Linked DNA regions of Mus musculus: region 2 is linked to region 1. The links are chromatin loops, found by intact Hi-C in ENCODE. Cell type or tissue: left cerebral cortex. All regions are shown on one strand. Links, peaks and the distances in the headings refer to the core of each region. The heading gives the core; the rest is flanking DNA. Region 1 has its middle 43 kb from the start of Nenf. Region 2 holds the start of Batf3 (basic leucine zipper transcription factor, ATF-like 3).

The links. Hi-C counts contacts between places; a loop is a spot of excess contacts. Peaks named below come from ENCODE experiments on the same cell type or tissue, not always from the same donor. Only the 100,000 strongest peaks of a DNase experiment are listed, where the experiment ranks them.
Region 2: it touches region 1 in a loop (2.9-fold over the local background); 29 of 42 quality-filtered maps call a loop at or near these places.

Annotation. Positions count from the first base shown.
Region 1 is chr1:191,271,155-191,279,482 of GRCm38, forward strand. No RefSeq gene overlaps it. Among named protein-coding and RNA genes, the nearest start is that of Nenf, 43 kb to the right of the region's middle. In left cerebral cortex, for the core only: a CTCF peak has its summit at 4,556; a DNase peak (open chromatin) is centred at 4,563.
Region 2 is chr1:191,094,452-191,102,779 of GRCm38, forward strand. Batf3 (basic leucine zipper transcription factor, ATF-like 3) reads left to right here and starts at 3,963. Exons shown (of 3, transcript NM_030060.2): 1 at 3,963-4,076; 2 at 6,277-6,381. The coding sequence starts at 4,008. In left cerebral cortex, for the core only: CTCF peaks have their summits at 739, 3,074 and 4,007; DNase peaks (open chromatin) are centred at 742, 3,086 and 4,057; H3K4me3 peaks cover 1,057 bases.

The DNA of each region.
Region 1 (8,328 bases), core at 53-8,052:
TTACAATTCATAACAGTAGTAAAACTTCAGTTATGAGGTAGCACCAGAAATGATTTTATGGCTGGGGGTCACTACTGTATCAAAGGGTGGCAGCGTTAGGAAGGTTGGGAATCCCTGCTCTAGTGAGGGCCTTACCAGCAATGAGAACCTCAGAAGATGGGGCAAGCCAACCGTGAGCTTCCCAGCCTTCAGAGCTGTGAGCTAAGCAAACTCTCTCCTTATAGAATACCAGACTCTGGTATTTTGTTGCAGCAACAGAAATCAGATGAACACAAGGCTCACAGGTGGGGTCGCCATAGAATGAGAGAAAAAGAGAAGTCTTGGCGGTGACTTCTGGGATTCAGGAGACCAACTCAGTAACTGGATACCCTCCCTGCAAATGGGTTTGTAAGATGGGGCGAACAGGGAAGGCAGACCCGCAGGTCAACAAGGTGTAATCTGTGAAGCGACTGACTCCACACACAGCTGTCGGAAGCCTGAGAAGTTGCAAAACAGGGCGGATTTTGTTTTGGTTTTCAAAATGATTTCAGACTACACTGGCTAGTTTCATGTCGACTTGACGTAAACTCAAGTCACCTGAGAGGAGGGAACCTAAATTGAGAAAAGATCAGGTTGTAGGAAAGCTTGCGGGGCATTTTCTTAACTGGTTACTGATGGAGTAGAGCCCAGCCCATTGTGAGTGGTGCCATCCCTGGGCTGGCGGTCCTGGGCTCTGTAAGAAAGCAGGCTGGGCAAGCCATTAGGAGCAAGTCAGTAAGCAGCACCCCCTCTCTAGTCTCTGCATCAGCTCCTGCCTCCAGGTTCCTGCTCTGTTTGAGTTCCAGTCCTGACTTCCTTCAGTGATGAACAGTGCTGTGGAAGTGTAAGCCGAATATACACTTTCCTCCCCAGCTTGCTTTTGGTCATAGTGTTTCCTCACAGCAATGATGGCCCTAACTAGGACACAGGCCTGGGCAAGTGTGGTATGAACAATTCCCAGATAGTTTTCTTCACTTTTTCCCAACACTGTACATGAGAGCGGTCACCAATACCAGGAAATTAACCAGAGCTACCAACTTACATCAGATGTTGTACATTGTACATACATCCCATTTCTGCCCCACTGGTGTCTGGGTCTGGCCTGGGAGCCCAGCAGGCATCACCAGGGCAATCGACCTCTATGTCTCTGTGGTCTCTGGACTGAGAGGACTCCACAAGTGCCATTTGATTGTAGAATAAATGTCCTTTTTGTTGCTGTATTGTTGCTGTTTTTGTTTGATTGCTTGGTTCATTAGTTTTGTTTGGTTTTGTTTTTGTTTTATCAAGGCAGGGTTGCTCTGTATGGCAGCCCTGGCTATCCTGCAACTCTCTCTGTAGACCACATTGGTCTTGAACTTGGAGTTCCGACTGCCTCTGCCTCTGAAGTGCTGGAAATAAAGGCATGTGTCACCACGGCCTGGATTTTTTTTTTTTTTTTTTTTAGAATGTCATTAGATTTGTGTTTGGCTGAAGTGACTGCCTACTTTGGACACTTTTGGCTGGAACATCATAGTTTATGTTGATCCATCCCAGATTCTCCAGGCAAGAGAATATGTGTCAGATTACCACTATGGCAACTGGTCACCTGGTGCAGGTGGTGTCCACCAAGCCTTTCCACTCCAAGGTCACCACCTTCCCTTGCTATATTAAGTGTCATGAGGAGACACTGACATTATGCAAACTTCCTCCTCATCGTATTTCCTCCCACAGATGTTCGTTTCCATTGATGCCTCTTACCTAAAATAATCATCGCTGTGCTTGTCAAGGGGTGGACCTGTGTTTCCACCATGTTCCTATAGACAGCAAGATCCTTTCTGTCTCATTCACTCATTCATTCACCCACACACTCACTAATTCACATACAGTGATCTCTGGTGTCTACAGGAAAGAGAGGTGTACCAGAGAGAATACTGAAGTCCCTGGAGCCTCCAAACTCCTCACATGAAATAGTTTGGCATTTGAATATAACCCACGTGTCCTACACTTCACAGCCTTTCTGTGGCACTTATTGTAGAGAGACTCTCTTGTGCACTGTGTGGAAGCATCATCTGTCAATAAAAAGCTGATGGCCAATCAGGTGAGGCAGGATTAGAAGGTGGGACATCCAGCAGAAAGACAGGAACTCTGGGATAGAGCAGGAGGTGGAGAGATTTGCCCCAACTCTGAGGAAGTCGGCCGTATGAATCTTGTGCCAGACATAGACTAGAATAAACAGATTATATAAGTTACAAGCTAGTTGCTGAACAAGCTAACACTTATGAGCTAGGCATATATTCATAAATAATTAAGTCTCAGAGTAATTGAACAAAGAGGTTGGGTTGAAAAGCTCACAGTTACAACTTATGCCTAATGCAGCATAAATGCTGTGTAAATAGTTGGTGAATATGTTGTTTAAAGAATGAAGCCTGTGCAGTACAGATGGGGTTCTGAAGTAGTTTTGGTGTGCAGCTGTGGGACCCACAGGTAGAGAGAGGCAGGTGCTGCTTATCTGTATCAGTGATGTGAAGTGTTTTATCTGGACCATTAGAATAATGTACTGGGATGTTTGTTGTGGTCACTCAAACTGTCTGATCCCTTCCCGTATTTATAGAGGCTCCAGTCCATGCCTGGCTTGCCCATTGCTTTAGGGCCATGAGCAGGGTCACAGTGTGGTAGGATTGGGTGGCAGGGCCCTGCCTGGAGTGGAAAAGAAAGAAGAGAAAGGAGCTGAGGTCCCAATACCCCACCCAAAGACATGCCCCCAGTGACAAGAAGACCTCTCTCTAGGCCCCACCTCTTAAAGGTTCTACAACCTTCCATGGGCACCGCTCTAGGGAGCAAGGCTTTACCACATTCTGGAGAAACTCATCCAAATGATGAATCAATTGACTAGTTTGTTCATCTATAACCTGAAGAAAACCTGAAGTGGATGGGCGAGGGCTTGTGTAGTGGCTCTACACCGTGTTCCCGTTCCCAGGCTCCTACTACCTTTCTGTACTGCCACACTTAGGATGAGGTGTGTCTTCTATTGTCAAGATTGCCATATGGTCATGGCACTGCCACCACAACTCCAGTCATCCTATCCTCATTATAGACCAGAAAATGAAAATGAAGATAGTGGGCAAAGCTGCTTGTCAACTGAGCCTCCTTGAAGTGCTCTCTCAGAAGCCCCTTAAAGTGCTCCCTCAGATGCCCCTTGAAGTACTCCCCCAGAAGCCCCTCGAAGTACTCCCACAGACGCCCCTTAAAGTGCTCCCTCAGATGCCCCTTGAAGTGCTCCCCCAGAAGCCCCTCGAAGTACTCCCTCAGACGCCCCTCGAAGTGCTCCCTCAGAAGCCCCTCGAAGTGCTCCCACAGATGCCCCTCAAAGTGCTCCCTCAGATGCCCCTTGAAGTACTCCCCCAGAAGCCCCTCGAAGTGCTCCCACAGACGCCCCTTAAAGTGCTCCCTCAGATGCCCCTTGAAGTGCTCCCCCAGAAGCCCCTCGAAGTACTCCCTCAGACGCCCCTCGAAGTGCTCCCTCAGAAGCCCCCTGAGCAGTGTCTGCTTCTATCTCAGTGACCACACCAGTGATCTAGGAGCATCCTACCTGCAAGTTAGTCTGGGAAATGTAGTTTCTTGGCTGGGAGCATTGCTCCCTGAGGTGAACAATGGGCATCTCTAATAAGGAGAAAGGATGGGTAGATGAGGGTGGTTATGAGATGGAGCGTGTCTAGGGTAGTATGGCCGTAGACTATCACAGCTGAAATAATGGAGTTTATGGATGAGACAGGTGCCCATAGAATTCACTTACCACAGGCCACTCCCCTTATTAAAGTGCTATGCAATCCGGGAAGGGGCGGCTAATTAATTGAAGGAGTGATTCCAGTTTCCAGTTTGGAGAAAAAGAAAATGAAACCTAAAGCCACCCAGTAACTCACCTGGAATCACCCATGGAGTCCTGATTTCACTATCTCAACTATGCCAGGCTTCTGCTTGCCTGCAGACCTCACCTGCCCAGCTTGGCCTGTCTCAAAGAGAGACGCTCTCAGGGGCTCTCAGAACACTCTCATGACCTGCCCGGAGTCTCCTCAGGACAGTCTCAATAGCTCAGAGTGGCAATTTATAAACAAAGACCTTACTTAAGGATTCATTCTGAAAATAACTTAATCTATTTTATACCTTTTTAAAAAATCACATGTCAAGTTAAAAAAAAAATGAAAGGGGACATTTTCAGAGGTCGAGAGCCTTTTTATTGGAGACCCCAGATGCAGGGCAGGGCAGGGAACCCGAGGGTGGGGCAGCAAAATAGGCGCTTACTTGGGAGCCTCTGTCTGGGAGGCTCCGGGGAATGGAGGCCGACTTGAGGAGCGAGCTGCTTGTCCTTGTGTGTAGCAGTAGAACTCTGGTTGTCCTGTGGCTGGGGTCATATCCTTACCGAAGGGCCCATTGTAAGAAAGGTCGGTGTATCCCTAGCCCACTACCACACACATGCACGTCCTGAGAGTGGAGGAAAGCCTAGGGTCTCAGGGATTAGACTGCTCTATGGCCCGACAGCGGCTGTGACCGAGCGCCCCCATGGGGCGGCATCTGGGACTGCATGTAGAGGGACTGACACAGCGATGAATGTGACCCAACACAAAACCACAGGCTTACTTAAGACCTTATGAGGGACTTTTGTCATCCTGTTTTGTGATTCAACTGTGTAGTTCTGAGCATAAACTGTAGATGACAACACCACATTGCAGTATCAAAAGGTCGATCACGACTGGCGGGTGACCTGAGTCAAGGAGTATATGTAAGCCCCTGACTTCTGAGTCCTAACATAGTGTCATAACTGGTGTGGTGACATATGCCAGTAATGCCAGCACCCGGGACACTGAGGCAGTAGGATTGCTATGAGTTCAAAGCCAGTCTAAACTGTGCAGGAAGTTTAAGGCCATATAGAACTTGGGCCCTAATAGCCAGACGCTGTTTCAGAAAACAAAACGTATTTCACTGCGACTGTTTGTGGTAGATAATGATGTCATTATTAACGACATATTCCAATAAATACAGAAAGAGTGGGCTGGAGGGAGGAGGGCTGAACAGTCATTTCTGTTTCAAGATAAACTAGAGCCATCCTTGACCTCTGGTGGTGCTTAGAATGTTAAACTATGACATGGAAGGACTCATGTGCTCCAGTGCTGTCTGAGCAGGCGCAGAGCTCTGAACCCTGCACCTTGCTTTGACAGACAGGTGAGAAGTGGGAACACAGCCAAGGGCCAGCAAAGTGGCTCAGTGAGGAAAGGCGCTTGCTGCCAAGTCTAGTGATCCAAGTTCAGTCTTTGGGACTCATATGGGGGAAAGAGGGGCGCAACTTTCGTAAGGTATCCTCCTGCCTTTACAGGCACACACATGCATCACACACACACACACACACACACACACACACACACACGCACGCACGCGCGCACACACACACACACACACACACACAGGTAATTTTTTTTTTCAAAGGAGAAAAACAAAACCCCAGCAGATCCATTGGAAGTGTCACATGGGACTTTCCTGGGCAACTGAAAATTTACTTTTTAAATTTATAAATTTGCTTTTTAAAGTGTTACGCTTAGCCAGGCGTGGTGGTACGAGCCTTTTATCCCAGCACTCTGGAGTCAGAAGCGGGAGGATCTCTAGAAGCTCCAGGCCAGCCTGGTCTTCCAAGACCCTGTCTACGCAGCAGTCATTATACTCTCTAGCCGTCAAGCTCAGAGGTGGTGTTCCTAAGTGTGCGGCTCCTTCCTGCCTCTTGTGCAGCCGTTTTTCTGACATCATCTCTAATGTCCCCGAGCCTACCTGACCTGGGTGCCATCTTGGTTTTCTGTTTTTATTTTGTTTTTCTGATTTTCCTCACCCTCCAGGTGTTTATGTTGCACTTTGCCGGAGGACTTCTCACCCAGACATTTGGTTTGGCGTGGTTTTGGGTTTTCGAGACAGGGTTTCTCTTATAGCTCTGGCTGTCCTGTACCTCACTACATAGGCCAGGCTGGCCTGGAACTCACAGAGTTCGGCTGCCTCTGCCTCCCAAGTGTGGGGATTAAAGGTGTGCGCCACCATGCCTGCTGTTTTACCACCTCTAATCAGCTCTGGGGTTGAGACCAAACAGGAAAGCTCGCAGCCAGTCTCAGGGACAAAGGAAGCTGTCACCACATGCCGGTGTTGCATTGTCCCTTTCAAAGCTACCATTCATTTTCTCAGCCATTCTGTGAGACAGAAATTTCTGTCTTTATTTATAAATCAGGGACCAAGGCTCAGAGAGTCTGGACAACCTGTCTGAAGCCACCCATCAAAGGGCAGGTCCAGCTCCTGGTTCTGATCCCAGTTCTTATTCTGAATTCTTGCTCTTAAACAAAAACTTTGCAGAGGGAAAAGATCCTGTCAGTCACATGAGTGAAGGGTTTCCTCATGATGACACACATAATCCCTGTCTGTGCTCGGCTCTGGTTGGAATCCCAGCTCAGCGGAGGGCCCCTCCCCTTATATGACTAGGGCACTCAAGCCAGGTCATGTGATTACCTTCGCCCATGAGCAGGCATTTCTCCATGTGACATCACACAACAGTTGAGGCTTGCCCAGGTGCTTCGTGGCCTCCCGGGGCTGATGCGGAAGTTTCATTTCTCTGGGTGACATCACACTCCGGTTGCTGACTGCCCAGGTGCTTCATGGCCTCCCGGGGCTCACGCGGAAGTTGCATCATCTCTGATGCTTGGCTTTTAAGTTGTTTGTCTTTGGCTAATATTAAGCTGGAACGGGGTCAGGGAAAGTTGTCAAGGCAACCAGACAGCAAATACACTTGCTATAGCCCTCGGGTGAATCATTTCATAGGCCTGCAGAAGGCCAGGGCTGGGCCTCCATGTAGAAGAGACTGAGTCTGGTACAGTGACGCCGCCCCGCCCCCCCCTGCCCCAAGCACTGGCCACTTAACCTGCTTTAGTGCATGGCCTCCTCAGCTCTTAACCCAAGGAGAAGGAGGCAAGAGACCCATTCTCCAAGCCACAGGCCAGAGCACATTTCCCCCTGGAGTGTCTCAAACCTTTGTGTACACAGAATCCCCTAGAAGGTTCAAGAAGACAGAGCTTGGTGACCCCCACGGCACCTGACTTTACCATTTGGTAGGTCTGAGGTGGGGTCAGAGAGGTCACATGTCTAGTAATTTCTCAGGTGATGTAACCTATGAGCTCAACTTGTTGACTGCTGTCTGTGTGCCCTCCCTCACCATTCCTGATGACTGGCACTTGTGATGGGCGGGGGGCAAGGCGAGGAGTAGCCTCTGGTGAGGCTCTAATCTGTTGAGGGTCTTCGGCTCTAGACTTCTCCTTTTCAGCCAGTTAATTGAGTGTGAACTTGGGGAATCACCTACCTTCCCTCTAAGTTGTATGTCACATGAATAGAAAGCTTCTGACACCAGCTGCTCAGTACTTGAAAGACTAACCCTCTCTCTGCCTAACCCTCTCCAGCAACCCCCGCTGAGGCCTTGAGTCTGTTTCTTTGCCTGGTGTGAGGGCTACAGGAGCCTCCCTAGACCTGCTCCCTATTCACACTGGGCCTTCAGTGAAAACCTGTGGTGTTTCTCAGTTCTCCCTGGCACATGGCCCCCTTCCCGTCATGCAACAGATACAATAACAACAACAACAATCTAAGTACACTGGAGCTGGGCAGTTGGCTCATTGCAAGTGTGAGAACCAGAGTTTGGACCTCCAGCACTCAGGATATAGAAATGAGAGGTCAAACTGGCAAGCTAGAGTGGCTGGATCAGCGAGCTCTGAGGTCCAGCAAGAGACCTTACCTTAATACATAGATAAGGTGGAACCCAACTGAGGAAGACAGCCAACATTAACGTCCTGGGGCCTGCACACACACACACACACACACACACACACACACACACACATGCACGCATGCACGCACGCAAGCAGACATACACACTACATGTGCACATACACATGTAGAATCATTAGATATGAAGCCAGAGAAACTCACTGGTTGCAACCCAAGTGTGATGAAGATTTGTGTCACTGAACATGGAGAAGGAGGGCAGAGCCGTCCTGCAGGATGGGTGGATTCCATCTGAGGAGAGGAGGGGCGTAAAGGCTGCAGTGTGCCTGCAGAGTGGAGGGCGGAGATTGTCACCTGCCAGAGGTCTAAGGATGAATGCTAAATGACTGAGAGGTGGGGAGGGGTGAGAGAGGGTAGGGGAGGGTGTGTAGGGTGGGTGGTGAGAGGATATCCAGAAGGTGGCTACAGTGGTCATGACAGGAGGTCCAGGGTGGTGGCTGTGGAAAAGCATAGGAAAGGTGTGAGCTGCCACCCGCT
Region 2 (8,328 bases), core at 7-8,006, 180 kb before region 1:
CTCTGCCTCAGAAAGCTGGACCCACGGGTAGGCCACCACACCCATTCTGAATTTACAAGGGTTCTGGGACTCTGAACTCCAGTTCCATGGCTTGCCTCTCACTTTAACCACTGAACCATCTCCCCAGGTCTCTTCGGTTGTTCTGACAGGGATTTTGTTCACTGTGGCAAAAGCGAGCAACACATTTGTGAATATGTCACCAGGTGGACACAGGCAAGGCCACTCTGGATCAGGATGGGCCTGTGGTAGTGACACACTGTGAACCTTCCATTCAAAAAGCTCCCGGTAGACTGTCTTTGGCCCTCCACAGTCTTCCCAGCCCTACCCCAAGTCTCTTGGATCATGGCCCTCATCTTCTGGGTCTCCTTGTTGCTTTCAATTTGTTCTTAAGACTTAAATATCCCACTGCAAATGCTGCTATGGTTTGGGAAGGAACCTACCAGCTCCCGTTTTAGATGCTGCATCTCCACTTGGTGTTGCTGTTTTATGAGGTGACCAACATGACCTCATAGCATCTTAAGTCAGATCATGCCAAACCTCTGCTCGGAAGCCTTATCTTTTCCACCTTATGTCAAATAAAAGGTGGCCTTCTTGCTGCATCTCTAGGTGTCCCGTCTTTCCCTCCGGCCACTCCAGACCCTCGAGTCTTCTGGAGTTACTTGAATGGCCAGGCACTTCCACAAGAACATTGCTTCTGTGTTGGTGCAGCATGAACCACGTCCTCCAGGTGTCTCCCCAGCCCTACAGAGGAGCCTCATTGATCTCCCTGTTTGAAAACACACCATCCCATACCGGCCCTCTCCAGCCCTTGCTCTTATACTCCCATCTTGAGATAGACCACATCGAAAGCACTCCAGTGTGCTCATCTGACTATCGAGACAGCGAGTTCCCTGAGGTGTGGCTCTCCGGCCCACAGTGGCTGACACACAGTGGCCAGTTTCTGGTAAGTGCAGTGGTCTCTACCTTTGGCTTTCTCTTCCCTAGCCTCACCAGAGGCCCACAGGACCGTCTTCTGAGAAAAGCCATGAGAAGACACTTACCAGAAGACCAGTTTCCTAAACAAGAACAGCAGGAGTGAACTGCACACAGGGCTTTCGATCATCCGTTTGTTATTGGAAAGAACCATTTTCTGGCGAAGTGAATCAGCAGAGCATCGGATCACCAACCTCCAAACCTGCTGCATCCTCACTGCGCCCTGAACCTGTGGTGCATCCCCCACCCCTCAGAGACGGGGTTCAAGGTCATTGTGGTATAAATAGGAACTTGACAAATCATACCAGATGTCTTCCTGGTTCAAGGGAAAACACACGAAAAGAAAACAGAGATTTGAATCCTGTTCTGCTTTTCTCTCATTCATTCGTTTGGTTTGTGTTTTTGAGACAGAACTGTGTAGACCAGGCTGGCCTCAAACTCAGAGATATATCTGCCTCTGCCTTCTGAGTGTTGGGATTAAAGGTGTGTGTGTGTGTGTGTGTGTGTGTGTTGTGTGTCTGTCTGTCTATCTATCTATCTATCTATCTATCTATCTATCTATCTATCTATCTATCTATCTGGGTCTCACTATGTAATTCTGACTTGCCTGAAACTTGATATATAGACCAAGCAAGCATTTATCTTGGCTTTCTAGTGTGGCAAATGAACTTAGCACCATACTATAATAGCATTATTGGGATACTATAAATAAATTTAATGTTACTTTTATAAACATGGAGTGTGTGAAGAAGCCAGCATCAACCTTCTCAAGAAGTTTAAGAAAGCACGCAAAAGAGATGACAATTCTAGGGGCTGGAAAGATGGCTGGGGATGAGGGAAGAGCACTGACTGCTCTTGGAGAGGGCCCAGGTTCCATTCCCAGCACCCACATGGTGACTCACTATTAACTACCCAGAACTCCATTACCCTCTTCTGGAACCCGACACCCATATGGTGTACAGACTTAATAGGAAGGGAAAGAAATAGTTCCATGCTGGGCATGGTGACACACGCCTTTAGTCCCAGTGCTCAGGAAGTGGATCTCTGAGAGTTCGGGACCAGCCTGGTCTAAAAGTGAGTTCCGTGACATCCAGGGCTGAACACAGAGAAGCCCTGCCTTGAAAAACTCAAGGTGTGTATGAGTGTGTAGGGAAGGGGGATATGGGGGGGGGCGGTAGAAAGAAAGGAAAAGAAAAAAGAAACAATGCCATAAGTAGACTAAGCCAATATAAGTCTGCTGTTGGCCCTGGCCCCAGGCTGTGGGGAGGACCCCAGAGGACTTGGAACAGGAAAGGAGCCCACTAGAATGACACACGGGAGTGCACTGGTATGTCGAGGATCACCCCCTCCAACACCCATTCTTAAACGTCTAAAAGTTAGGATCACTTGCCCCCACAAATTGCTTATTTTGTTAGTCTTTGGTTGTATTGAGATCTCATCCTGCTATTTAGCTCTAGTTAGCCTGGAGGTTAATGTATAGCCCAAGCTAGATAGTGGAACTTGTGGAAACCCTGCCTCAACCTTGTGAGTGGAGAAATTGTAGGCGTTGGCCACCACACCCCGTTTACAGGGTCCTTTAATTTTCAAGGACAGAGGTCCTGGGCTGACCCACACCAAGTGCAGGATGCTGTGCTGTGCACTCCTCTATACTGTGTGAGATGTAATTGTCTCTCTCTCTCTTCTCTCCCCTCCTTCTCCCCTCCCCCCACACCGGAGCATGCATGCATGTTGATAGAAGAGGGTCAGAACTAAAATTTGGGCGGAACCATTAGCATGGAGAGGCTCTGCTGTGATGTGTGGACACTGGCTATGCCGTGACCTACTAGCACACATGACCACTACTGGTGCCTAAAGCCGCGCAGGCAGGTTCAAACAAGCTCCTCTCTCCAGACTTACGGCTTAAATTCTGGCACAGAGCCATGCACACTGGGGTGAGGACTCAGAAAGGTCACCTCTCCCACTGCCCAGAAGCCAGTAGGCCAAAATGAGCACACGAGAAAGGCCACTCTTGTCTGGTTCCCATCCGTCCCCCAGTTCGTGGTTAGCTTTCCTCTCCTATGCTATGCACAAACCACAAACCTGCAACCGCTAGGGTTTTTTCTTTTTTTCTTTGCTGGGCACAGTCATCTTGACTTCATATTTTAAAAACTGGCAGGCGGGTGAAGAGGGATGAGATACGTCTCTACCTAGTCTGACATAAACATAGCAACCATATATTTTAGCCTTTAGTAGGTATCACCTTAATCTTGAAGAAGCAAATGCAGCTAGCCCATGGGACCTTAGCATGGCCTGCCCAGACCTTTGAATGTGTGAGGATGGACTTCAAGCGTGGTTTCGACTCACAACCTCTCTTTGCCGCTCCCCCCGCCCCGCCCCCCCCCATCAGAATTCGCCCTCCCAGTCACCTCGCCCCCTCCCTCCCACTGGACCAGACGCCGCCGCAGTGGAAAAGCCCTGAGGCTCCCGCTGTCCCCATAGCGCGGACGGTCTCTGCTGCGGTCCCTGCCCACTGGCGCCACCGGTCCAGGTGCCGCCTCGCCCGGAAGAAATCTCCCCATCGGCGGTGACCGGCGCTGGGGCGCTAAGGGAGGCTGCGAAGGGACATTGAAGCCACCGAGCCACTCACTGGTGCTTCTCACCCAAACTTCCCAGGAGCGGCCGGAGGACCGTCCACGGCGGCGCTGCGCCAGCACCCCGTCTCCACCCACTCGGGGTCTTCTCCGTGGGTGGGCTTCGGTGCTGCCACGTGACTTCCACGAAGAGCGGGGGCCCTTAGCGGAAAGCAGCGACTTGGGTGGGATCCTGGACCCCGAGGTGCGGCGAGAGGGTGGGGGGAGGAGGAAGCAGGGGCGGGGTGGGAGTAGGGGGCGGGGCCGGGCCGGGCCGGGACTGGACACGGGGTGGGGAGGCGGGCACCGTGGAGCCCGGAGAGCGGGAAGCGGCGGGGCGGGGCGGGGCAGCAAGTGCGGGGATGCGGGCGGAGCGCGGGTAGCAGAGCCCCACGTTCAGGGCGCCCCGTGTGGCGAGCGCGCGGCATGTCGCAAGGGCCCCCCGCGGTCAGCGTGCTGCAGAGAAGCGTGGATGCGCCCGGGAACCAGCCGCAGGTATTGGACAAGGGGGCCGGGTGTGAGGACCGGGTGAGGGTGAGGGCAGAGCTCCAGGTGCGCCCCCGCCGTGCGCCCCCGCCGTGCGCCTCAAGCGCTTGGGAAGGCGGCAGCCCCTCCAGACTCGGCGCCGAACACGTGGGTCCGCGCTGCTGTGGGCAGTTTCATCCTTGACTCCTGTGGGCGCTGGTGGGAGGGGGCCCGGAGCTCCGATATTATGAATTCAGCCCAAAGGGGCGGTTCGTCCCTGCATCCAACCCACTGGCCAAGATCCGCATGGGGAATGTCGGACCGGTCAATTTGTGGGTGTGGGGTTTTGTCTCTAATGGGCAGACTCCACCCCCAGCACGGGTGGAAACTTCTCGCCCCAATATGATCAGCACCCTCTGTTGTCCCAGCTTTCAAAGCTGTAGTCACAAGAAGCTGAGACCAAATAGAGGCCACTGTTGGAACACTTCTTGGCCACCTGGTTGCTTTATCAATAGATCAGGTCTTATTTTTCTTAGTCACCACACACACTCCCAACTCTCTGCTTGAAGTGTAATGTCCCAGGATGACCCTGGAAGTCTGAGCCAAGTAGTTGGAGTGGCCTTATACTATTTGCTTCGACTAGCGGAGCCTCAATTTCCCCATCTATAAGATGAACTCTTTTTGTATCTCCTGAGGACGTTTGCAGAGGTCATGTGAGTGATGGGTGATTTGTGTCTCCATTCGTCATTCCTGCCCAGAGGGAAGGTGTGATCATCTGTGGCAGGTGATGTGACAGCTCCCAGAGGACAGGAGGCATGCTGCCCCTTGCCCTGAGACTTGTTGGCTTTGGAGAATAGAGACATTATTTCCTGTCAAGCACCAGTGGAGAGCCAGTGAGGTCAAATCTCAGGTCAGCTTGATTCTGGGCAGCAGAGCCCAGCAGTGTTCTGAGTACAGGGCAGGGTCTTAGTTATTATATACGGTGGAAGGCTTTGTGAGGGTGTAAAAGCTGAAGTTACATCGTTTATATGGCATGTCCCCCTGGATGCTCCAGGTGTGTTTATCAAGACCTTTGGGGTGTAGTGATGCAGGAGTACAATTCCAGAGCTAGGGAGGAAAGGGAAGGGAGACTACGTGAAACTGTTGAAGAAGGGGGTGGGGGGAGGACTTCTGGAAGGCACGTTTTGACACCTGTGTTCTCCTGAGCAGGTGTTGGGTCTGCTGTCTCTTCTTATCTATGCCTGGGATTCCTGGCTGAAGCCCTGAGTTTGTACGCCAGCCTCTGGGTTTTGCTGTTGCTGTGGCTCCAGATTACACCCTGAGCCTCACCTACCACTAAGCTCCCTCCCCATCTAGACACCTTTTGAACTCAGTCTTGAAGGACATTTTTTTTCCTCCCCTGATGGTGTCAATTGCAGTTCTGGAAAGCAGACCCTTTCCTCTAAGTAAGCTCTCGCTGTGGTACGTGCATTTTTTTCTGCCTGCCCACTTCATGTCACCTCATGAAGGATTTTTGGATATTTGGTTAAGAACTCTCAAAACGCATCACAGATTTGCATTTGGAATAACCCTGACCTCTGAAAAGAAAATGTCAGCCAAGTGTTGTTCAAGAGAGCATGTCGTCATTAGTGTTCCAGAGTTTTCCACATACTGGTAGAGCTGTGTGGTTGCAGTTACTAATAAATGCATAACTATGGTCTGTATACAGTTTCAGAAGGACTTGCCAGTGTGTGGTAGTTTAAAGGCTGTGCACAGCAAGTTCTAGCGAGCACACACCCCAGTCTTTCTCACTCTCAGATGAGCAGTAACAGCACCGCTCTTCCAGGCAAACGCCCTGTGGGGCAGAAGTTTGTGAACGTTGGTTTGGGGACCAGCAAACCTGAGTTCCACTTCCCACTCACCCCCATGCTGGCCGTGGTACCTGGAGAACTTCCCTAACCTGAGTTTCTGATTCCTCGTTGTCTCATAGTATTTTTATTTTTTGTGGTCCTGGGTATGGAACACAGGGCCTGACATATCCCACACATATGGCACCACTAAGCTGCACCCCAGACCTTATATTCCTCATTTTAAAACAACAGTCTTTCTATACGCTTTTCAGTATGTGGGTGGTGATTAATATAAAGCAAAGCCCCACCACAGGATAGGTGTTCCTTAACAAAACCTCTCAGTAGCCCACTGGAGCATGGTGAGAGTCTGAGAGTCTTACCTCACCACATGTCATCCCCAGAGCCCCAAGGACGATGACAGGAAAGTTCGAAGGAGAGAGAAAAACCGGGTTGCAGCTCAGAGGAGCCGGAAGAAGCAGACCCAGAAGGCTGACAAGCTCCACGAGGTGAGCCTGTGGTCAGGTCAGGACTACAGGACAGCCACAGGGACAGCTGTCTCCTATCGGGGGAGGGGGCAGTGATGGCATCACGGTGCTCATCATCAGTCCTTCCAGTCTGATTCTTCTGGGTCCTCCCAGCCTATTGCTTTGCTTCTGTATTCTCGGGCCTCTTCCTCTCAGCCCCAGCCCCCGGGCTTCTTCCCACGCTTGATTTTTCTCTCACTATAGACTCAAACAAAAGCTAGATGTGGGGGCTCTCACACTATAGCACTCAGGAAGGTGGAGGCAGGAGAATACCCAGCCTGAGGCTAGTTGGAACTACAGAGAAACTGTCTATAGAAACAATAGTGACAACAGTAATAGTAATTAAAGTTCTGGAGGAGCAGCTCAGTGGAGTGCTTGTCTAATGTGCACAAGAATACCCTGGGTGGGAGTCTCAGCACCACATAAACCAGCCGTGGTGGAAGGAACACGCCTTCGAGATCAGCACTCGGGGGAGAGGCAGAGAATCACAAGTTCAAGGTCAAGTTTGTATTTATAGTGACTTTCAGGCTAGCCTTGGCTATATGAGGTATCGTCTCAAAAAAAAAAAAAAAAAGGAAGGAAGGAAGGAAGAGAGAGAGAGAGAGAGAGAGAGAGAGAGAAATTACTGAGAATTATGGCACTTGCCTTTAATCCCAGCACTCTGGAGGCAGAGGCAGGCAAATCTCTGAGTTTAAGGCTAGCCTGGTCTACATAGTGAGTTCCAGGACAGCCAGAGGGCTCCATAGTGAAACTCTATCTTTAAAAAAAGAGAAAGTAAATAAAAGAATGTGGGTGAGGTGGTACTTGTGAGGGTCAGGAGTTTAAACCATTTTTGGCTATATAGTAAGTTTAAGGCCAGCCTGGGCTACATGAGACCCTCTCCCTACCAAAACTAAAAATTGAAGAAGCTAAACAAAAATAGCTCTTTATACTTTTAATTCCTTTTCAAAATCTTGCCTCCTCCTCAGGGGGTGGTTTGAGAGAGAATGGCCCCTCTGGGCTCATACACAGAGTGCTCAGTGTGGAACTGTTTGGGAAGGATGAGAAGGTGTAGCTGCTTTGGAGGAGGTGTGGCATTGGCACTGGCTTTGAGGTTTCCAAAGCCCATGGAATTCCCACTTAGCTCTCTCACTATCTACCGCGTGCCTGTGGATCAGATGTAAAAATCTCAGGTGCGGTTCTGGTACCACGCCTGCCTGCTTCCAAGCCTTTCTACCTCTGGCTTTGTCTTATTTGTTTTTTGAGACCGTGTCACTATGTAACCCAGCCTGGCCTCCTGCTCAATCCTGCCTCTCAGCCTGCTGAGTGCTATGACAGGTATGTGCCACCAATTTCTCAGCTATCTCTCCTTTCCCTCTCCCTCCTTGTTCCCTCCCCCTCATCCCCTCCCTTCTCCCCTCTTCTCCCTCTGCCTTCCCTCCCCCTCTTTCCCTCCCCTCTTCTCCCCCTCCCCTCCTTCCCTCCCCCTCCTCCCCTTCCCTCCTCCCCCTCCCCTCTCCTTCCTTCTCACTTCCCCTCCCTTCTCCTCCCCCTCCTTCTTCTCTTCCTCCTTCTCTTCTTCTCCCCCTCCTCCTCTCCCCTCTTTCTTCTCCCCCCCCACTCCTCCTCTCTTCTTAAATGTTGGTGGTGGCACACGCCTTTAATCCCAGCACTCAGGAGGCAGAGGCAGGCGGATTTCTGAGTTCGAGGCCAGCCTGGTCTACAAAGTGAGTTCCAGGACAGCCAGGACTACACAGAGAAAACCTGTCTCAACCCCCCCCCCCAAAAAAAAAATGTTGGTGTGGTTTAAGGTGTGACACTTGCTGCCTTTTCATCTTGCCTGGAATATTTCTCTGTTAGCTTGTCCTGTCATCCACACTTAACAATCCCTTCATTACTTCCAGACGGGCCCAGTCAGGACGTCACCTCTTGCTGGCGCGTGCTGGGGCT